2 separate regions of the Homo sapiens genome follow, and region 2 is linked to region 1. Evidence: chromatin loops called from intact Hi-C (ENCODE). Cell type or tissue: dorsolateral prefrontal cortex. All regions are shown on one strand. Each heading gives the region's core, and the rest is flanking DNA. Links, peaks and the distances in the headings are about the cores only.

Region 1 (16,131 bases), core at 3,422-11,421:
GAACTCATTCATCTCCCACCCAAGGAAGGCCTTAACTTATTCACGAGGGATCCACCCTTGTGACCCAGACACCTTGACTGCACCCCACCTCCAACACTGGGGATTGAATTTCATTATGAGGGTTGGAGGGTCAAATATCCAAACTATAGCAATGGGTAAAATGGCTGGTCCTTATCACAAATCACAGTAGAATACCAAACTGTACTTAGTAGTCATTGTAGTTTTCACCCCATGCAGTCATAGTTTTTTAAATGCAAATTCTTGCCAGGAACTGTGGTTCATGCCTGTAATCCCAGCACTTTGGAAGGCCACGGCAGAAAGATAGCTTGAGCCCAGGAGTTTGAGACCAGCCTGGGCAACATAGCAAGACCCTATCTCTTCAATAAATAAAACATTAGGCATGGTGGTGCATGACTGCAGTCACAGCTACTTGGAACACTGAGGTGGATCACTTGAACCTGGGAGGTTGAGGCTGCAGTGAAACATGATTATGCCACTGTGCTCCAGCCTGGATGACAGAGCAAAACCTTGTCTCCGAAAATTAAAAAATAAAATCAATAATAAATAAATAAAATATAAGTTTTGCCTTATCACTTAATGCAACAGAAAAAAAAGACTTTTTTTAAATCTCACTTTTGAGTACACATCTTAATATTGTTTGTGATGAAATATAATGTAGACATAAAGCTCTTTCACTGCATACCAAAATACTGTGGTTTGTCATGAGAAAAAATACTTATGATTGTTTGAGCTACAAACGGAATTAGCTACTTTTCCATTTTTTAAAAATTTCATATTTATGAGGATGACTGACAGACAAATTACAGTTATTCAGACTTAATTATTTGGCAAACATATTCTTGCCAATGATAAACTTCAGATTTCAAGTGAATCTTAGCATTTTGGAAACCTTTTATCTGACATCATGAGCTTGATAACTGCTAATACTTAAAATTTTTTTCCTAATGAGATCAGTGGTAATGTGAATTAACGTGGATTTTTTCATATTATATAAGAAAATGTGGGCCAAGCATGGTGGCTCACACATGTAATCCCAGAACTTTGGGAGGCCGAGGTGGATGGATCACTTGAGGTCAGGAGTTCAAGACCAGCCTGGCCAACATGGCAAAACCCTGTCTCTACTAAAAATACAAAAATTAGCTTGCTGTGGTAGCACACACCTGTAATCCCAGCTACAGGGAGGCTGAGGTAGGGAAATCACTTGAACCTGGGAGGCAGAGGTTGCACTAAGCCAAGATTGTGCCACTGCACTCCAGCCTCCAGCCTGGGCAACAGAGCGAGACTCCATCTCAAAAAAAAAAAAAATGGAAAAGAAAAGAACATGTGCCGCAACAAATTAGGCTTCAAAGAAGCATACCTCAAAATAATAAAAGCCATCTATGACAAACTGACAGCCAACATCATACTGAATGGGCAAAAGCTGGAAGCATTCCCCTTAAGAATAGGAATAAGACAAGAATGCCCACTCTCACCACTCCTATTCAGCATAGTACTGAAAATCTTAGCAAGAGCAATCAGGCAAAAAAAGGAAAGAAAAAGCATCCAAATAGAAAAAGAAGCAGTCACATTATCTTTCTTCTCCAATAATATGATTCTATACCCAGAAAACCTAAGAGCTCTACAAAAAGGCCCCTAGAATGGAAAAAGAGGTTTCAGTAAAGTTTCAGTATACAAAATCAGTGTACAAAAATCAGTAGCATTTCTATACACCAATAATGTTCAAGCTGAGAGCCAAACAAGAACACAATCTCATTTACAATAGTCACAAATAAAATAATAAAATAAAAAAAATACCTAGGAATACATCCAACCAAGGAGATGAAAGATCTCCACAAGGAGAAATACAAAACACTGCTGAAAGAAATTATAGATGATACAAACAAATGGAAAAACATTCCATACTCATGCATTGGAAGACTCAGTATCATTAAAGTGGTAATACTACCCAAAGCAATCTATAGATTCAACACTATCCCTATCAAACTACCAACATCATTTTTCACAGAATTAGAAAAAAAAAAACTATTCTAAAATTCATGTAGTACCAGAAAAGAGTCCAAACAGCCAAACAAAAAGAAACAAAGCTGGAGGCCTCACATTACCTGTTGTCAAACTATGCTATACAACTACAGTAACCAAAAGAGCATGGTACTACAGTGTATAAAAACAGACACATAAACCAATGGAGCAGAATAGAGAACCCAGAAATAAAGCCACATGCCTACAACCATCTGATCTTCTACAAAGTCAACAAAAATAAACAATGGGGAAAGGACTCCCTGTTCAATAAGTGATGCTGAGATAAAACTAGGTAGCCATATTCAGAAAAATGAAATTGAACCCCTACCTTTCACCACATACAAAAAGATTAACTCAAGAAGAATTAAAAATTTAAATATAAGACTTCAAACTATAAAAATCCCAGACAAAAACCTGGGAAATACTCTTCTCAACATTAGCCTTGGCAAAGAATTTACGGCTAAGTCCTCAAGAGCAACTGCAACAAAAACAAAAATTGACAAGTGGGACTTAATTAGACTAAAGAGCTTCTGCACAGCAAGAGAAACTATCAACAGAGTAAACAGACAACCTACAGAATGGGAGAAAATGTTTGCAAACTATGTACCCAACAAAGGTTTAATGTCCAGGATCTGTAAAGAACTTAAACAATTCAACAAGCAGAAAAAAAACAAATAGCCACATTAAAAAGTGGGCAAAATCAGCCTGGGCAATATAGTGAGAACTCATCTCTACAAAAAAAAAAAAAAAAAAGGAAAGAAAGAAATTTTTTTAAATTAGTCAGGTGTGGTGGCCTGTGCCTATACTTTCAGCTACTTAGGAGGCTGAGGTGGGAGAATTGCTTCAGCCCAGGAGGCTGAAGCTGCAGTGAGCCCTGATCACACCACTGCATTGCAGCCTGGGTGACAGAGTGAGACCCTATGTCAAAAAGAAAAACAGCGGACAAAGGACATGACAGACTCTTCTCAAAAGAAGACATACAAGCAGCCAACTAGCATACAAAAATTGCTCAACATCATTAATCATCAGAGAAATGCAAATCAAAACCACAATGGGATACCATTTCACACCAGTCAGAATGGCTATTATTAAAAAGTCAAAAAAATAACAGATGCTGGCAAAGCTGCAGAGAAACGGAAATGCTTACATACTGTTGGTGGTAATGTAACTTAGTTCAGACACTTGGAAAGCAGTTTGGAGATTTCTCAAAGGACTTAAAACAGAATTACCATTTGACCCAGACATCTCATTATATAACCACAGGAAAATAAACTGTTCTACAAAAAAGGTACATGCACTTATATGTTCATTGCAGCACTGTTCACTATAGCAAAGATATGGGATCAACTTAGGTGCCCATCGATGGTGAATTGGGTAAAGAAAATGTAGTACATAGACACTGGACTACGGCACACTCATAAAAAAGGATAAAATCATATCCTTTGCAGCAACATGAATGCAGCTAGAGGCCATTATCCTAAGTGAATTAACACAGGAAGAGAAAACCAAATACCACACAGTCTCATAAGTGGGAGCTAAACTTCAGGTACTCATGGACATAATAGAAATGGAATAATAGACTATATTAGTCAGTTTTCACACTGCTATAAAGAACTGCCTGAGACTGAGTAACTTATAAAGGAAGAGGTTTAATTGACTCACAGTTCAGCATGGCTGGGAAAGCCTCAGGAAACTTACAATCATGGCAGAAGGCAAAGGGGAAGCAAGGCACCTTCTTCACAAGGTGGCAAGAAGGAGAAGTGATGAGTAACGGGGGAAGAGCCTCTTATAAAACCATTAGATCTCATGAGAACTCACTCGGTATCATGAGAACGGCATGGGAGAAACCGCCCTCATGATTCAATTACTTCCACCTGCTCTGTCCCTTGACACGTGGGTATAATGGGGATTACAATTCAAGATGAGATTTGGGTGGGGACACAAAGCCTAACCATATCATTTCATCCCTGGTCCCTCCCAAATCTCATGTCCTCACATTTCAAAACACAATCATGCCTTTTCAACAGTCCCCCAAAGTCTTAACTCATTCTAGCATTAACCCAAAAGTCCAAGTTCAAAGTATCATCTGAGACAAGACAAGCAAGTTCCTTCCACCAATGAGCCTGCAAAATTAAAAGCAAGTTAGTTACTTCCTAGATACAATGGGGGTACAGGCATTGGGTAAATACACCCATTCCAAGTGGGAGAAATTGGCGCAAATGAAGGACTACAGGCCCCATGCAAATCCAAAACCCAGTGGGGCAGTCAAATCTTAAATCTCCAAAATGATTTCCTTTGACTCCATGTCTCACATCCAGGTCACACTGATACAAGAGGTGGCCTCCCACAGCCTTAGGCAGCTCTTCTCCTGTTGCTTTGCAGGGCGCAGCCCCCCTCCCAGCTGCCTTCATGGGCTGGCATTGAGTGTTTGTGGCTTTTCCAGGCACACTGTGCAAGCTGTCAGTGGAACTACCATTCTGGGGTCTGGAGGATGATGGCCTTCTTCTCACAGCTCCACTAGGCAGTGCCCCAGTGCGGACTCTGTGTGGGGACCCCAACCCCACATTTCTCTTCCACACTGCTCTAAGAGAGGTTCTCCATGAGGGCTCTGCTCCTGCAGCAAATTTCTGCCTGGACATCCAGGCATTTCCATACATCCTCTGAAATCTAGATGCAAGTTTCCAAACCTCAATTCTTGACTTCTATGTACCTGCAGGCTCAACATCACATGTAAGCCTCCCAGACTTGGGGCTTTTCCCCTCTGAAGCAACAGCCTGAGCTGTATATTGGCCCCTTTTAGCCACAACTGGGTTGCAGGGCACCAAGTTCTGAGACCGCACAAAGCAGCAAGGCCCTGGGCCCACCCCACAAAACCATTTTCCCTTCTAGGCCACTGGGCCTGTGATGGAAGGGGCTGCCATGAAGACCTCTGACATGCCCTGGAGAAATTTTCCCCATTGTCTTGGCGATTAATATCTGGCTCCTCATTACTTATGCAAATTTCTGCAGCTGGCTTGAATTTCTCTTCAGAAAATGGGTTTTTATTTTCTAACACATTGCGTTAGAAATTAGCCTGCAATTTTTCTAAACTTTTATGCCCTGCTTCCCTTTTAAACAGATGTTCTAATTTCAAATCATCTCTTTGTGAATGCATAAAACCGAATGCTTTTACAAGCATCCAAGTCACCTCTGGAACACTTTGCTGCTTAGAAATTTCTTCTCCCAGATACGCTAAATCATCTCTCTTAAGTTCAAAGTTCTGCAGATCTGTAGGGCAGGGGCAAAATGCCACCAGTCTCTTTGCTAAAGCACAGCAAGAATCACCTTTATTACAGTTCCCAACAAGTTCCTCATCTTCATCTGAAACCACCTCAGCCTGATTGTCCATATCACTATCAGCATTTTGGTCAAAGCCATTCAACAAGTCTCTAGGGAGTTCCAAACCTTCCCACATTTTCCTCTCTTCTTCTCAGTCCTCTAAACTTTCCCAACCTCTGCCTATTACCCAGTTCCAAAGTTGCTTCCACATTTTGGGGTATCTTTATAGCAGTACCCCACTCTCTGCAGTACCAATTTACTGTACTAGTCTGTTTTCATATGGCTATAAAGAACTGCCCAAGACTGGGTAATTTATAAAGGAAAGAGGTTTAATTGGCTCACAGTTCAGCATGGCCAGGAAGGCCTCAGGAAACTTACAATCATGGCAGAACTTGAGAAGCAAGGCACCTTCTTCACAATGCAGTAGGAAGGAAAACTGCCGAATAAAGGGGGAGGAGCCTCTTATAAAACCATCAGATCTCATGAGAACTCACTCACTTGTTTAATATAAACCCTTATTAAACATAACAGGAGGCCAGGTGTGGTGGCTCACGCCTGTAATGCCAGCACTTTGGGAGGCCAAGGTGGGCAGATCACCTGAAGTCAGAAGTTCAAGACCAGCCTAGCCAACATGGCAAAACCCCATCTCTACTAAAAATACAAAAATTAGCTGGGCATGGTGGTGGGTGCCTGTAATCCCAGCTACTCAGGAGGCTGAGGCAGGAGAATCACTTGAACCCAGGAGGCAGAGGTTGCAGTGAGCCGAGATCACACCACTGCACTCCAGCCTGGGTGACAGAGCGAGACTCCATCTCAAACAAAAAAAAATAAAATAAATAAAATAAAAACAACAGGGGAGTAACTATAGAGATGTGAAGAGTACACTGACGAATACTCCAGGGCCAAGGAAGAGCATCCAAGGAGAAGCAAACTTGGAAGTTGGGGCCTCCCCAAGGCTGGGATTCAGACCTTGTTGGAAAAGGTGTGGTTGCAGCCAGCAGGAAGAGGATCCCCCTCCTCCTGCAATGTTTCTCCGGTGTTCCTCTACTGAGAAAGCTTAACACCATGCTTGCTACAAAAGAGCAATGCTTAAGGCTTCACTGTGGAGCTGGTAACAAAAGGGTGAATTTGGAGCTGAGAGGTAATAAATTGATAGTTGCCACACTGACAAAAAACATACCATATAATCCTTTTTTATACCACATTTATTAATTCATCCAAAATTAGTGTTCTAGGGACCACTTTTTTTTTTTTTTTCAGTTGAAGTCTTGCTCTGTCACCCACGCTGGAGTGCAGTGACATGATCTTGGCTCACTGCAACCTCTGCCTCCTGGGTTCAAGTGATTCTCCTGCCTCAGCCTCCCGAGTAAGTGGGACTACAAGCGCACCCTACTACGTCCGGCTAATTTTTTTTCTTTTCTTTTCTTTTCTTTTTTTTTTTGTATTTTTAGTAGAGACAGGGTTTCACCGTGTTGGCCAGGCTGGTCTGGAACTCCTGGCCTCATGTGATCCGCCCAGCTCAGCCTCCCAAAGTGCTGGGATTATAGGCATGAGCCACCACACCCAGCCGGGACCACCTTGTAAAAAACACTGATCTTTGTGTGTCATGGAGGATACATTCTCAGTCTCCTCTCCCTCTTGTATGTATCCATTGTTTTTGAATTTCAAAATCTACATGTCAACAACCACATGTGGAAAATACTCTCCACTTAGGAAGGCTGCCAAGGGCCAAAAACTGGGTGTGTATATGTTTGGGCAAAATTCTGCAGCAAGATTTTTTTAGTGCAGGAAGCAAAAAAAGATTGATGAATCATTAACAAGGGTAATTGAGCAAAATATATCAACAAGTTATTGCATTTAGCGGCAATGTTATGACTATTTTCCCATTAGCCCAGATCTCTGGTTATATGGGCTTTGAAAATGCTTAAATTACACATCTCCCGAGCTGGATTTTTCTGCAGCATAGGAATAAAACTCCTAAAGCTAGAGATACAACACTGGCAGTTTTTCATACCTCACAGAAAACCATCAAGGTCTTTGTCATCCTTCAAGTACTAACTTAAAATACAGCCTTCCCAGACCCCTCCCCAACAAAGAGAACAGATCTCTCTCCCTCTGGACCCTGACTTTTTCTGTTTATGCCTCTGCTGAAGCCCTTCCCCAGGCTAACTTGTTCCGTAGCCAGTTATGTCCGCATTGTTCCCTCCCACTAGACTGTGAGCTCCTCGAGGGCAGGAGCATTCCTTCTTCATCTTGGTAGCCCCACAGCCAAGCACAGTCACTTGATGTAAGCTCCCATCGTTATTTGTTGACTCAAATTTGCTCACTTCAAGTGAAGGAAGAATGATAGTTTAAAGTCATACGACTATCATTCCTTACTTGCAAAGAAACTTGGCAACAGACAGGTGCTGAGCTGGTTTCTGCTGTAAGCAATCTTCAAGGCATTTCAAAAACGATGGTCTTCGAGGAGATTCCTTTGAGATAGGCAAAGGCATAGAATTTATTTGAGAATCCTGGAATGCAGGAAGGTTACAGGCTAACTCAAAACCCAGAAAAAGCAATTGATCATGATTTTAGACAGTAATTCTGTTGCAGCTTCTCCAGATTCATTGCTTTCCTTCCCCTCATTTCCCACCTCCAGTCTTGATTCCCCATCATTTACCAGTAGACTATTTGGCATAGTTTTAGGATATTTTGTTGGTAGCACAGAATACTTTCTACCCCATTTCAAACCTTCCCCGCGAGGCTCAATTAGTCAGAATAAACCAGATTATGAGGCAGTAACAGATAGCCCTCAAATTTAAGTGCCTTCATACCATAATAGTTTACTCTTCATGTTTGCTACATCTACTGTATGTCTGGGCAGCTCTCCAGGACAACTAAGGTCAATGCAGTAACTCAGCAAACTACATGTCCCTTGCCTTGTGGCTCTAACATCTCAAGACAAGATTGAAGAGAGTGTGTGGCAGTACCAACATCTGTATGTTCTATGCTTGGGCTCTGAAGTGAAACTGGACACATAGCTCCACCTACTGGCAAAGGACCTAGGAAATGTAATCCTCTGTGGACCCAGAAAGGAAAGAAAAACCAGATACTGATAAGCTCTGGTACTGTCTCTTCTAAGGGTTTCACAATAACTTTTTTGTTGTTGTTTTTTGGACACAGGGTCTCTCTCTGTTGCCCAGACTTGGATGCCCAGTGGTACAATCATAACCAACTTCACTGAAGCCTCAACCTCTTAGGTTTGAGCAATTCACCAACCTCAGCCTGTTGAGTAGCTAACACTCCAGGTGTGTGCCACCACCCAGCTAATTTTTTTTTCTTTTTTTTCTTTTTTTTTTTTTTTTTTTTTGGTGGAAACAGAGTCTCACTATATTGCCCAGGCTGGTCTCCAACTCCTGGCCTCAAGTGATCCTCCCACTTCAGCCTCCCAGTGTTCTGGGATTACAGGCATGAGGCACTGTGCCTGGCTCACAAGGACTTTTATAAGTTAAAAATGTGCAAGTGCTCCACCCATCAAACCCATCCCTCTTGTAAAGCAGTGCCATGAACCACTACATGCACTTGGAAGGCAGATTAGAAGGGGCAGCTTGCTGCTCCCGCCAAAGATTTACCTAAGAAGACTAAGCCAGGACCAGTCTCCTCCACATCCCCTGAAGCAGAAACCTCCCCTGCACAGATCAGAAGGGGAAAGTGCAGCCTCCCTGCCTTTCTCACCTACAGTCTTATTTATGGGGTGGTGAGGGCGGGGGGCCTGTATGCCTATTTGTTTACCAGAGGTGTTTTAGCCTAATTGGTTAGGAAAGAAACAAAGCATTTAGACAAATAATTGGCCATTCCAGGACATCCACCCTTGAAGAGTTCCCTGACAAGGAAAAGAAGATTCAAGAGTAAAGTTTGAAAGGTTTCAGCTTTCTTTCCAATGTTAGAAGAAAAACCTTAGCCAAAGTAAATGTAACAGTTGAATTGAGCAAGAATGATTCATGAATCAGCCAGCCTCCAGAGCCAGAGTAGGCTCAGAGAGTCCAGAGCAGCCATAGGGTGGAAGAAGATTTATGAACAGAAAAAGGAAAGTGACACACAGGAAACAGAAGTGAGGTATACAAACAGCTGGACTGGTGACAGCTCAGGCATTTACCTTATTTGAACACGGTTTGAACAGTTGGCACCCTTTGACTGGCCAAAACTCGGTGATTGGCACAAGAGTAGGTTACAGTCTGTTTATATCTCCGTTTAGGTTATAGTTCATGATGTACAGAGAAATCTTTAGGCTGAACTTAAAATATGTAAAGAGGCAGCTCTAGACTAAACTATTTAACACCAAATTCAATAACTAATTTTATTTTAATATAATACTTCTCTTTGCTTATAGATATTGGAATTCAACACCTCCAACAAATATTCATTGAATACTTAGAATATACCTGACTGCAGGAAATAGAAGCCCAAATATTTTTCAAACAACTATGATGTTCCAAGTTCCAAACTGTATGTTCTTTTATTTTATTTATTAAACTTTATTTTATCCTTTATTAAAGGATAAATTACTTTATCCTTTTCGCATCCTTTGACGTTCTTACGATTGCTCCCATTTTGCAGAAAAATAAACTGAGGCTCAAAGAGTTGAGCAGTTTAGCCAAGTTCAGGGCTAGGAATAGTGGGAAAATGGGCATCTCAACTACATTGGTCTGGCTTATGATAATGGAGGCCCACATATTCATTCCAAATCAATTAAAACTTAGAAGTTGTTGGTTTAACAACCATTTTTAGACTTGGTATTACTTGAAAGTATAATCAAGGGATCATTTATTCATTAGAGTAACTACAGTTCTATTTGAATAAGCTGAATTTTTTTCATGCTAATTATGTCTTTTGTGTACTATCCATTATGGCATGATGATCTTTTCAACTTCATCCACTTCCCTTTCTCTGTAATAACTCATTGAACAGAATGCAGTTCTATAAATGGTCCAGGGATGTACTCCTATCCCAGGATTTAAAAAGATAATATTCATAAGGCACTTAACAAAATGCCCATAACTAAGTAATCAGTGTATAAAGATTATTTATTTTCTTTAGTAAAGTTGCAGAGCGTTGGTCCTTATGTCGTATAGTAAGTGAAAACCTAAAAAATAAAAACCCTAATACCTGATAAGAACTGTAAATATCACAAACCTATTAGAAGTGAGATAGAGATGGAGACCATTATATGTGTCTAAAATGACGCATCTTTAGCTTCAAACACACACTCATGGGGCTTAACAAGAGCAATTGTGTGTTCACTCATAGAAAGACAACAATCAAAACAAATTTAGAAATATTCTGAAAAGTTGGGAATCTGTTGTCAAAATTATGACTAAAAGGCAAGATATAAATAGAAGTTTTATAATATTTCTTAGCTTTTTTCTGAATGAACCCTCCCTTAATACTAGATAAGCCTATTGTTTAGATTTTCTTACATTTTATTTTATGCACATTTTCAGAAGCCATTTACACAAAATTAGGATACTGCCAGTGTGTACTTTTTTTACACAATAAGTCTACTTTGTTCACTGTCTCCCCAGTATCCAAAGTAGTGTCTGGCACACAGCAGGCTCTCAGGAGGTCCTTGATGAATAAATGAATGACCAGATCTACATAGGATAATGCATGTGACAAAGAGGAAAAAAAACTTCAAAAGCTAGAGCTGAATTCCCCTTAGGGAGATAGCTGCCCTTTTGTGGATAATCCATTGTGATGGTTAATTTTATGTGTCAGTTTGCCTGGGCCATTAGATGCCCAGATATCTGGTCAAACGTTATACTGGGTGTGTCTGTGAGGGTGTTTCTGGATGAGATTAACATTTGAATCAGTACACTAAGAAAAGAAGATTGCCTTCCCTAATGTGGGAGGACCCCATCCAATCAAATGAAGACCTTAACAGGACAAAAAGTCTGAATAAAGGGAAACTTCTCCTGCTTAACTGCCTTGAGCCAGGACATTGGTCTTTTCAGGCCTTAAGACTCATACTGAAACATCAGCTCTTTTTCTTTTTAGTTATTTATTTTTAATTTTTTTAATTGACACATAATTGTACATATGTATGGCATACTTAGTGATATTGCAATACATATGTAAGGCATAGTGATCAGATCAGGGCAATTAATATAACCATCATGGCAAACATTTATCTTTTTTTTGTGTTGGGACTGAGATGGGATTGTTTCCTTGACCTCGACCCCCTTTGTGGGCAGGAACTGGAGTGGCTCATTTCACTCAGCCTGCAGTCCATGGATGGCTAACTGTTAGCAGCTCAGTGAAGGGTCAGAGTGATAGCCTCCTGCACCTGTCCTTTTTGACACCTGAGTTCTTGTTCGGTATCCAGGAAGAATCAGGTCACATGAACTATTTGAAGGGTAGTGTATGTGGAGGATTTTACTGGGTGATAAAAGTGGCACTCAGTGGGATGGGGAATTGGAAAGGGGGTGGTATGGGAAGAAGATGATCTTTCCCTGAAACTGAACCATCTGAAGTTAACTGCGTCTCCATAGTCTCTGATGCTCAGCTGCTTGTATCCCCAAAGTTCACCAACTTGTATCTCCGAGGCTCAGCAGCTTGCATCCCCAACCACTTGCACCAGCCACTTGTGTTGCTCTGCCAGACGAAGTCTTTTTATGGGCACAGGATGGGGGTGGGGAGGGCCAAAAAGGCAATTATTTGAGCAGAAAAAATGAGGTCAGCTGCTTTCACTTAGGGCCCAGGTTCCAGGCTTGAGGGTGGAGGTTAGCCAGGACCCAGCAATTCTGTATCAGGAACATTCAATGCTCTCTTTCTAGCTATTTGAAACTATATAAATTATTGTTAACTATAGTCATTCTACAGTGCTGTGGTAAACTAGAACTTATGCCTCCTATCTAACTGTAATTTTATAACCTTAACCAATCTCTTCCTATCCCCCTTTCTCTTTACGCTTCCCACCTTCTAGTCTCCTCTGTTCTATTTCTTACTTCTATGAGATCAACTATTTTTTAGCTTCCACATATGACTGAGAATATGTGGTGTTTAACTTTCTGTTCCTGACTTGTACTTAACAACATAATTTCCTCCAGTTCCATCCATGTTGCCGCAAATGACAGGATTTCATTCCTTTTTATGGCTGAATAGTGTTCCATTGTGTATATATGCCACATTTTCTTTATCTATTTATCTGTTGTTGAACACCTAGGTTCATTACATATCTTGGCTATTTTGAAAAGAGCTGCAATAAACATGGGACTGCAGATGTCTCTTCAATACACTGATTTTCTTTCCTTTGGATAAATGGGACTGCTGGATCATATGACAGTTTTATCTGTAGCTTTTTGATGACCCTCCATACTCTTCTCCACAGTGGCTGTGCTAGTTTACATTCCCACCAAGAGTAAGAGTTCCCATTTCTCCACATCCTTGCCAGCATTTTTTCTTAATCTTCTTGATAATAACCATCCTAACTGGGGTGAGATGATACCTCACTGTGGTTTTGATATGCAGTTCTCTGATGATATGGTTTGGCTGTGTCTCCACCCAAATCTCATCTTGAATTGTAGCTCCCATAATTCCCGTGTGTCATGGGAGGGACCCAGTTGGAGGTGATTGAATCACGGGGGTGGATCTTTCCCACACTGTTCTTGTGATAGTGGATAAGTCTCACGAGATCTGATGGTTTTATAAATGGGAGTTTCCCTGCACAAGTTCTCTCCTTCCTGCTGCCATGTAAGATGTGACCTTGCTCTTCCTTTGCCTTCTGCCATGATTGTGAGACCTCCCCAGCCATGTGGAACTGTGAGTCCATTAAACCTCTTTTTCTTTGTAAATTACCCAGTCTCAGCCAGGCGTGATGACTCTCACCTGTAATCCCAGCACTTTGGGAGGCCAAGGCAGGCAGATCACCTGAGGTCACGAGTTCGAGACTAGCCTGACCAACATGGAGAAAACCCGTCTCTACTAAAAATACAAAGTTAGCCAGGCATGGTGGGGCACGCCTATAATCCCAGCTACTCAGGAGGCTGAGGCAGGAGAATCGCTTGAACCCAGGAGGCGGAGGTTGCAGTGAGCTGAGATCATGCCACAATCACCTGAGGTCAGGAGATCGAGACCATTCTGGCCAACATGGTGAAACCCCATCTCTACTAAAATACAAAAAAAAAAAAAAATTAGCCGGGTGTGGTGATGCACGCCTGTAGTCCCAGCTGCTCAGAAGGCTGAGGCAGGGGAATCGAACCCAGGAGGTGGAGGTTGCAGTGAGCCAAGATCGCGCCACTGCACTCCAACCTGGTGACAGAGCAAGACTCCATCTAATAAAAAAAAAAAAAAAAAAAAAAAATCTCCCATTCTGTAGGCTTTTTACTCTGTTGATTGTTTCCTTTGCTGTGCAGAAGTTTTTTAGTTTGATATAACAAAAGCAAAAATAAACAAATGGGATTGTATCAGGTATCAGCTTTTCTAGGGTCTTGAGCCTGTCAGCTCTCATACTGAAACCGCACCACTGGCTCTCCTAGGCCTCCAGCTTGCTGATTGCACATCTCAGGACTTTTCATCCTCCATAGTCACACGAACCAATTCCTTATAACAAATCTCTTTCTTTAAATACATATATAAATGTGTAGTTTTATATACTGTTCTGTTTCACTGGAGAACCCTGACTAGTACAGGCATTAAAGGGATTTTTATTTCCAGCAGGATGGAAGACCAGGTACTTCGAACTACCCTTCTAATGGAAAATCACTAAAATACGAAATGAAATCTTTTTTTAAACTATCTTTGAAATGCATCACTAAGTAAGCTGGCACAAATGTAAGGAATTTGCAGAGACAAAAACAAAGACAAAAGAATTAGGTCACCAAACTCTAAAACTAACTTTGACTATGAAGCTTTCTGCTGCACGCTAGAGACCCTGAAATTTGCTAGGTCATGCATTGCAGTGTGGGAAGGACTGGAAGACAAAACTAAAGGTCTGCACAAAGTGATCAACCCTTCTTGTTTTCACCCCTTTATAAGTTTGACTTCCAGTTTTTACTAAAGGCATACCTCCTTTTATTGCACTTTGCTTTGTTGCATATTTTGAAATTGAAGGTTTGTGGCAATCCTGTGTCAACTAAGTCTATTGGCATCATCATTTTTTCAACAGCATATGTTCGCTTCATGTCTGTGTGTCACATTTTAGTAGTTCTTGCAATATTTCAAGCTTTTTCATTATTATTATATCTGTTATTGTGATCTGTGACCCATAGTCTTCGATGCTACTATTATAATTGTTTTGGGGCACCACTAACCATGCCCATATAAGACAGTGAAATTAATTGATACATGTTTTATGTGTTCTGACTAGTCCACTTCCCTTTTGGGCTCCCTATTCCCTGAGACACAACAATATTGAAATTAGGACAATTAATAACCCTGCAATGGATTCCAAGTGTTCAAAAGAAAGGAAGAGTCACAGGTCTCTCACTTTAAATCAAAGGCTAGAAATGATTAAGCTTAGGGAAGAAGGCAGGTCAAAAGCCCAGCTAGGCCAAAGCTAAGCCTCTTGCACTAAACTGTTAATCAAGTTGTAAATGCAAAGGAAAAGTTTTTGAAGGAAATTAAAAGTACTACTCCAGTGAACACATGAATGGTAAGAAAGTGAAACACTCTTATTGCTAATATGGAGAAAGTTTCAGTGATCTGGATAGAAGATCAAGTCAGCCACAATATTCCCTTAAACCAAAGTCTAATACAGAGCAAAGCCCTAACTCTCTTCAGTTCTACGAAGGCTGAGAGAAGTGAGGAAGCTGCAGAGGAAAAGTTGGGGCCAGCAGAGATTGGTTCATGAGGTTTAAGAAAAGAAACTCTCTCTGTAACAAAAACGCAAGGTGAAGCAGCAAGTGCTGATGAAGAAGCTGCAGCCAGTTATTCACAAGATCTAGCTAAGATCACTGATGAAGGTTATTACACTAAGCAACAGATTTTCTTTTTTTTATTGTTATTATACTTTAAGTTCTAGGGGACATGTGCACAACGTGCAGGTTTTTTACATAGGTATACATGTGCCATGTTGGTTTGCTGCACCCATCAACTCGTCGTTTACATTAGGTATTTCTCCTAATGCTATCCCTCCCCCAGCTCCCCACCCCCCGACAGGCCCTGGTGTGTGATGTTCCCCGCCCTGTGTCCATGTGTTCTCGTAAACAACAGATTTTCAATGCAAATAAAACAATCTTATTTTGGAAGAAGATGCCAAAATAGGACTTTCACAGCTAGAGAGGAGATGTCAATGCCTGTCTTCAAAGTTTCAAAGGACAGGCTGACTCTCTTGTCAGAAACTAATGCAGCTGGTGACTTTAAGTTGAAACCAGTGCTCATTTACCATTCCAAAAATCCTGGGGTCCTTAAGAATTATGCTAAATCTACTTTGTCTGTGCTCTATAAGAAGGGGGAAAAAGCCTGGATGACAGCATGTCTGTTTACACATAATTTACTGAATATTTTAAGCCCACTGTTGAGATCTACTGCTCAGAACAAAATATTCCTTTCAAAATATTACTGCTCATTGACGATGCACCTGGTCATCCAAGAGCTCTGATAGAGATGTACAAAGTGATTAATGCTCTTTTTATGCCTGCTGAAACAACATCCATTCTGTAGCACATGGGTCAAGAATTCATTTCATAAGGCTCTAGCTGCCATCGATAGTGATTCCACTGATGGATCTGGGCAAAGTAAACTGAAAACCTTCTGGAAAGGATTCATCTATCTAGATGGCATTAAAGACATGCA
Region 2 (8,000 bases), core at 1-8,000, 930 kb before region 1:
AAAAACCCCTCTTCTTTCAGCATGCTTCGATTTCTACTCTGGTTTCTGTTCTTGTTTGTATAACCACACGCTGTGAGTTACAATGCTAGTTTATGCAGATTGGTAGTGAAATCCATCTTTTAAACTGGAGAACAGAGTGGCAACTACAGGCACTTTTTGATCTTAACTCTTAGAAAGGTGGATGGTGAATACTATTTTATTTTTATTCATGTACTCATCTGTATTTTATGCATGATGATACTGTAAATAACATATGTCAACATTCATTCAATGTGGGAGGTTTTTTTGTGGTTCTGCATACAGCCACCTTGTTCCTTCCTTTGGTCAGAATTTTTTCAGCCTTACTTTGGTCTAAGACATCTGATGACAAAGATTAATGAGGAAAACAAGAAGATAAAACCATTTAGGATTGCCTTGGACTTTTCCGAATTCCTTCTCAATTGGAAGCTCATCAGAATACCACTGCATTGAGAATACTGTACTTATGAGGACAGAGACCACAATTTGGAATTGCACATTAATCACTATTGCAATTACAATGATATAAATATCGGCCATGCACCTTCTTCTGTGAAAAAGCATCACCTTTTATGAAAGACATGTGCAGTCTTCAGCGTCATCAGCCTATCTTCCTTATTAGCCCCTCCTCTTATGCAATCCCTCATCTTGAACATGTCCCTAGAGGCCACCCTGCTTTTGGTCCTCTGAGCTCTGAGCCTTGATATCTCTGAAGACTGCACATCTCTACCTGGAATTCTTCTCTCCCCTCCTCTTGGAAAATGCTCACTCATCCTTGAAGACATAGTTACTTCTTCTGTTAAGCCTTCCTCCCAGATGTGCACCTCTCCCCACACAGGCTGAGCTGCGTGCCTCTCTTCAGTTCTCCATAGCACCCAGCTCCTTCTGCTGTATGGACTCACTCATTCATGCTATGAAACCATCTGCTTCTAAGTCTGCCTTTACCACTAGGCCATGAATTCTTCCAAGGCTGAGACTACGCCTTTTATCTCTGTGTTCCTAGTTTAACTCAAACGAATAGATGCATTTAAAGAGTGATTCTTAGAAAGTCTGGAGGATCTTCCTATGCTGACGTTTCTCGAAGTGTGATCTAAGAAACACTTCCATCAGAATCAAATGGGCTGACTGTTAAAAATTCAGATTTCAGGGCTATGCCACTTCTGTTTCATTGGGTCTTGAGGTGGGGTTCCAAATCTGTATACCCCTGTTGGGGCTCAGAAAATGATACCCCCAAGTGAAGGCCTCTGTATAAAGCAAAGTTTGTCTTTTACTTTGTCCTGCCCTACTCTGCCATCCCTCATTCGCCCCCACAGCAAGCCATAGAAACTAGAATGCCTCTTCCCCAAGGAAGGTCATAGAAACCAGAACCTATCCCCGCCAAAGGTAGACATAAAATCTAAACATATTATTCTAACTTTTCCCTGCCTTTCTGTATAAGAGCTGACCATAAAGAAATTCTGTGACCTGCTTTGGAAGTAGGTCATAAGACCCACATTCCAGCAAGGATCCTGTCCCATATCCAGGAGGAAGGAATGCTGAACGGAGAGACAAAGAAGAATCTGAACAGACAGGCCTTGCTGCGTTTCCCTATTCAGTTATTCCCATTAGGTCATACTCTCTTTGTCCAATCACAGTCCAACACAGTTGTGCATTCCTCATTGAGCCTAAACATAAAAATGAATCATTTTTCCTGTATCTTTGGGTCTTCATTCTCAAGGCTCCTGTGTCATGTAAAACTTTGATTCAATAAATATGTTATACTTTTCTCTTGTTAACTTGTCTTTTGTTATAGGAGTGACCCTTATAATAGGTAAGAAAAGGAATCACACTTTTGTATCCCTATGCCCTCACATAATTCTGACAAACACGACTAGAATTTGAGGTCCACTTACCTATATATCCAGGGCTTTCGAACAGATAATAGAGACAGCAAGACTTGCACAAACCCCCAGTGGTGTCCAGTTCTAAATCCATCCTCTTCTCACTTCCACCAACTGTCTCATGTTCTCTTCCTTCCTTCTTAAGTCTAAGCATGATAATTATGTTTACCTAGAAAGGTTCTTCAGTTGTTTGTACCTATTACTGACCTAAGCTTGCTTAAACCACTCACCCCATTTAAGGGCCAGCTGCACTTTTCTTTCATTTGTAATTTCTCTGGAAGACAATAAGATTAAAGCCTGAACAACACAAGGAATATGCACATCACAGGGGCCAAGACACCAACCCTAATAAACCAGGCTGTAAAGTAATGAGACCTGGGTTAGTAATGCTGGATCTTCAATCTTGCTTACTTTGATGTCCTTTTTGAAATCTAAAGTGTTAATATGGAAAAACCTGTGAAAAAGGCAAGATTACTATAGAGTTAACTCCATATTCCAACATTATGAAGACTCTGTGTGCATTACTCTGTTAAGAATTCCTTGCTGATCCCACTACAGGGTATATCCCCAAATGAAGATAAATCCTTCTACCAAAAGGACACCTTTACTCATATGTTCATTGCAGTACCACTCACAATAGCGAAGACGTGGAATCAACCCAAGTGCCCATCAGTGGTGGATTGGATAAAGAAAATGTGGTACACATTCACCATAGAATACTACACAGCCATAAAAAAGTACAAAATCATGTTCTTTGTAGTAACATGGATGCAGCTGGAGTCCATTATCCTAAGTGACTGAACACAAAACCAGAAAACCAAATACTGCATATTCTCACTTACAAAAGAGAGCTGAACATTGGGTACATATGGGCACAAAGATGGGAACAATGACACTGGGCACTCCAAAAGCAGGAGGGAGGGTTGAAAAACTACCTATCAGGTACTATGTTCACTATTTGAGTGACGGTGTCAATAGAAGCCCAAACCTCAGCATCACATAACATGCATGTGTCACAAACCTGCACATGTACTTCCTGAATCTAAAATAAAAATTGTAAAAAAAGATGCTTTGCTACTACAAATCAAAGTGTAAGTTACAGACTACTTCATTGCCTTTCCAAGCCATCAGTGCTCACCAGACCAAAAGGAGTGAAAGATTCCACAGTCATCTGTGCAAGTAGATTTAAGAGTGGGTTATCCCTCAAAGAAGTACCACTGCATCTATTATTAAGCAAGAATGGTAAGAAAAGCTTCAGAGAAATCCTAAAGACTAGGAAACATTTTAGAGTATTTTTTTTAGTATTTAAAACAGTTAAAAATCTTTTCAACATTTTCAAATTATTTTCATTTGGTTCATTTACCACTTATTGTAAATGAGCTTATGCTGGAGATAAAATACATGGGTGGAGTGGAACAAACATGGATTTACAAGCTAAGAAGTCTAGGTATGGATTATTTATTTATTTATTTATTTTATTATTTATTTATTTATTTATTTATTTTTTTGAGACAGTCTCGCTCTGTCGCCCAGGCTGGAGTGCAGTGGTGTGATCTTGGCTCACCGCAAGCTCTGCCTCCTGGGTTCACACCATTCTCCTGCCTCAGCCTCCTGAGTAGCTGAGACTACAGGCGCCCGCCACCACGCCCAGCTAATTTTTTGTATTTTTTTTAGTAGAGACGGGATTTCACCGTGTGTCCAGGATGGTCTCAATCTCCTGACCTCATGATCTGCCCACCTCGACCTCCCAAAGTGCTGGGATTACAGGCGTGAGCCACCACGCCCAGCCTAGGTATGGATTTTGACTCTCACTAGATATGCATCCTTGGGTAAGTTATTTAAAAACACTGGGTTTCAGTTTCACCTGCAAAACAATACCCATCTTATATACTGTTGTGAGAATTTGAGTTAATATGTCTAATGCATGACTATTTAATAATCTGTAGATATTATTAATTATATATTAGCAAGCATGCATAGGTTGCAATACAAACTACATTTCTATTACTTTACATCAACAAACAAACATTTATTGAGCTTCCTCCTAAGTATCAAGCATTCTGCTCGGTGCTGGGGACACAAAAATGAGAATAACACAATCTCTGCCCTTAGAGGGAATCCTTAAAAATGCTTTAAGTATATTAACAAAACTATCCTGTCTTAGGAAATCACATTCTTCCAAAGCAAGTATTTTTCATTGTACGACAAGGTAGACGGTGGGGGTGACCTGTTTGGACCTAGAAAGGACTATCAGCATTGGGCATGCTATAAAATGGGAGAGTTACACTTATTGTGAGGACCCATGAGCTCATTGTCTTTTCCTTTTTTGCAGTGACTTTCCTCTCTGGGTTTTCAGCAACATTTCTTTTTCAGGTGCTAATCCTCAAAATTTATCCCTTTCCCTTTAATGTAAAAATATCTTCCCATCGCTGTAACCCACCCCAAAGGAGCTTGCATCTCTGAATGCTAATCGAGAATCCCCAAAGTCATTTTTCTTCCAGTGGAGAGTCCGGGGCTGGAGAGGCAGCCCTCCCCTTATTCATGTATGCAAATGAGGCTTCTTCTCTGCTGCAAAGATGCAATGGCTTTGCTGGGCTCTGTGCTGTAGGTGGCAGAACTAACTCAGATAAGAGCCTGTCTTCTTTGGCAGTAAGCCAGTGCATCTTGGCAACAGCAAAGGCCTAGGGCATTATGAAATGAAATCAGGAAGCAGGTTTGGGGAGTGGGTTCCCTTAGTTGCTAGTCAAATCCGTTGGGAGCTGCCATTCCTACCCTCCCTGAGGTCTGAGACCCTCAAGAGAATCTGGTGAAGGCTATACAGCCTGTCTTTCAAATTTTGTACAAAATTTCTGGTGGTTGTTGAATCCTCTATAGCCCCATCCATCGACTCTAGGAAGAGTCCCCTGTTTGTAATAAGTATGAGCCAGGTTACAAGATATATGCCTTTTCCTCATTACCCCACTCCACATACACATAAAAAAAACACCAGTCAAATGCACATTATAGAACTGAGCATAATAACACATGGTCCTTTGATGTTGAAAAAAACTAATCTGCACAGTCAGGACAGCTACAAAGTGCCCACTGGACTTTTTCCCTTTGCCTAAAAAGAAAGGCCAAAGACAACATGTCTGCAACATCTGCAGCAGCCTGCATGCAGGCTTGCACTTTTGTTTGGTCTCTTCCTGGGGTAGTACCGGAGTGAAGAATACCATGAGGAATCCCAGGACGCTGTGGAAAGGGAAGGGATCAGCAAGGCCCGAGATCCCTCTTTGAATATAAAACCCATAAACATGGTGTCCCTGTCAAGTCCAGATAGGATCCCTAAGAAAGCCATTGTTCATCCTGGCAAAGTTCCAAGGACACCTTTTTGCAGATTTAGTGAATGTTTTAGGTTGAGCTTGCTCTCCTATGCTTCTGACCTCTTTTTTCTGGAGATTCTGGCCCCAACACTGACCCTTTGGTATGAAATTTTGTAATCACAACAGGAACTTGATGAATGAGTGGATGGATGGATGGATGGATGGATGGATGGATGGATGGATGGATGGATAATAGATAGCTTGGCCAGATTTATAGCAAGGAGTCATTTGTTAATGACAGACAAATCAGGCATGGTCCTGTGTGCTCTGAAGTGATGAATTTGTTCATTTGATGAATAAATGATTGTCTCCTGCATGCAAAATGCTTTGCACAATGCATATGTATGTCCTGGCCAGGCAGGAAGCTCTTAGTTCAGTCCCAGGATTCCTGCCTTTTCATATTAACAGAGGACCTAACAAATGTAGACAGTGCAGTGTTTTGCTCTTGTTTTGCTTTTCATCTGACAGTTCTCCTGGAGAAATTTGATTCTTTTCACTACACACTCATACCCATTCTTCTGGGGCATCTCATTGCCCGAATCTCAGGAACAGGTGGTGCTTGTCAGAGTTGGCTGTGAACTACAAAGCAGTATTTGATTATCTCCCAATCTAGGCTCTGTCTACCATCAACATTTTAATTCCATGTTTTTTGTGTGACATCCTATGGCCTTGAACCCTCTACTCTTTGTATGTAGGTCTCTTCAGAGTTGCTAGGTCAACGCGTTGCTCAGACCTTTGCTTGTGTTGTTTTTTTTTTCGCTTTTAAAAGGCCTTCTCTCCTCTTTCTCAGTCATCTTAACTAGGATTTGGCAAACTATGACCTGTGGACTAAATATCCGTGCTTTCTTACTGTCTATAGCTGCTTTTGTGCTACAGCAAAGCTCAGTAGTTGGACAGCCCACAAATTAAAAAATACTCACTATCTTGTCCTTCACAGAAAGTTTGTTGACCCTTGAACTAAATCGGTACTATTCCAAGAAGGTGGCTGCAAATGACTTGTTACGTCTCCATAATAGGATAAAGAGCTTGAGGCAGAGCATGTTCAATTCACTGCTTACTTTATTGAGAAAGTTTTGCATTAAAAAGGTATCAGATCAACTAAACAATATGCCCAGTGAAATAGTTGAGTTATGTCCTGGAGAGAGCTCCTTTACTTGTTGCGAACCAGTCGCCCACACTAAGTCACACCATCTGAACCATTTAAGGTCCTCCAAGGTCCAGCTCAAATCCCACCTCTGTCTCCGACCATCCTATCCTGCAAGGGACTCTTTTGCTTCTATAGCACTTATCGTGAATCTTTGCACATCCCAGTGTTTATATTTGCATTAGAAATTTTCCTTTCTTGTGGCCTCGTTCACCTCTTATCTACGGCAAGCTATATTTTACTTTTCTTTTTATTTAACACGGTATTAGGTATACTCAAATATTTGTTGAGTCATAACTTAATTAATAATATCTACAGAATGCCTAGTCTATGTCTATCCCTGGAGTATGCACCTTAAATTATTATGTCATTAACCCTCACCCCCACCTTTTGGCCCACTTTTACAGGTGAGAAAACTCATACCCAAACCCATTAAATCATCCAGAACTAGTGATAAAGAATGTGGTTCCTACAGTGTATCCAAGGCAGTACAGCTATTTGAAGGGCAGAGAAGAGGTTCAGTCAAGTTTCTCTGACTTCAACCCTGTACTATTAACTCGTAACTGCTATGTTGTTTACCTCTCTGAATATCAGTGGCTTAAATGACTTCTAAGATACCAAGTTCAAAGCCTTTCACTGTTTTTGTGTTTCTCTTTGCAAATGGTATTGATCGACAGAGCTAATACATGGCAAACTTGGGGGTTTGAACCCAGATGAATCTGGTTCCAAAACCTACACAGAGAGGTAGGTGATGCAGAAGGGTGTAGGTTTTGGAACCAGATTCATCTGGGTTCAAGCCCTCCAAGTCAGCCATTATCTAGCTATGTGTTCTTGGCCAAGAATTTTAGCCTCTCTGAATCTCAGTTTCCTCATCTAGAAAATGGGGATAATACTACTTATCTCTGACAGTTTGAAACAAAGTAAGTAACCCTTAATACAAAAGCCTGGAACTAGGTCAGCACGCAAAAGATGAACACTGTTGTGATGAGAAATGCTATGGCCTTAAAGGCCAGCCCCACTGAGCCAGGCGCTCAATGTATTATGGGACTGAGAAGCTTCTTTGGGAAGTAAGTCACATGGTCTCTGGAAGTCTTAGGGTCACTAGATAACAATGAATGCCCCAAAGAGTAGTAATCAGGCCAATGGCACATGGCATTTTAGTAGCTAACGTCTCCGATAATAACCCATATTTAGAATTCAGTGATAAATACCAAATGTTCAACTCCACAGCCAGGTTTTTTCACCCTCCCCTCCCCGCCGCCCCACCGCCAGTAATTTACTCCTCTGGCTAAATCCGTACCAGAAAGACATCAGATGATGGGGGTGGGGGGAGATTAAAAAACAAACTCTTATCTAAGAGTGAAGGAGTCTCTCTAATTAAGAAACACATAATGAAAAAATATATGGAATCTAAAAGAAAAAAAAAACAAAAAAGCAAATAATCCCCACTAAGAAGCAGATAAGAATGAATAACAGGCATCCACATGACTAAACTCACTCTGCTCTGAAGAGGAAGAACAAGGGATAGAGGAAACACTTTCCCTTAGAAGCGATGCAAGTCCAAAACATCAGATTATGATTGAGGTTTATTTCCTG

What was found. A loop is a pair of places that touch in the nucleus more often than their neighbours do. Peaks named below come from ENCODE experiments on the same cell type or tissue, not always from the same donor. Only the 100,000 strongest peaks of a DNase experiment are listed, where the experiment ranks them.
Region 2: it touches region 1 in a loop (3-fold over the local background); 4 of 110 quality-filtered maps call a loop at or near these places.

What each region holds. Positions count from the first base shown.
Region 1 is chr4:17,439,495-17,455,625 of GRCh38, forward strand. No RefSeq gene overlaps it. Among named protein-coding and RNA genes, the nearest start is that of QDPR, 65 kb to the right of the region's middle. In dorsolateral prefrontal cortex, for the core only: CTCF peaks have their summits at 8,387 (motif pointing left) and 8,598; a DNase peak (open chromatin) is centred at 8,374.
Region 2 is chr4:16,512,478-16,520,477 of GRCh38, forward strand. All of the region lies in intron 5 of LDB2 (LIM domain binding 2), which reads right to left. All of the region lies in intron 2 of LOC105374505 (a long non-coding RNA gene), which reads left to right. Among named protein-coding and RNA genes, the nearest start is that of TAPT1-AS1, 290 kb to the left of the region's middle. In dorsolateral prefrontal cortex, for the core only: a CTCF peak has its summit at 4,512 (motif pointing right); a DNase peak (open chromatin) is centred at 4,514; H3K4me3 peaks cover 275 bases; H3K27ac peaks cover 3,055 bases.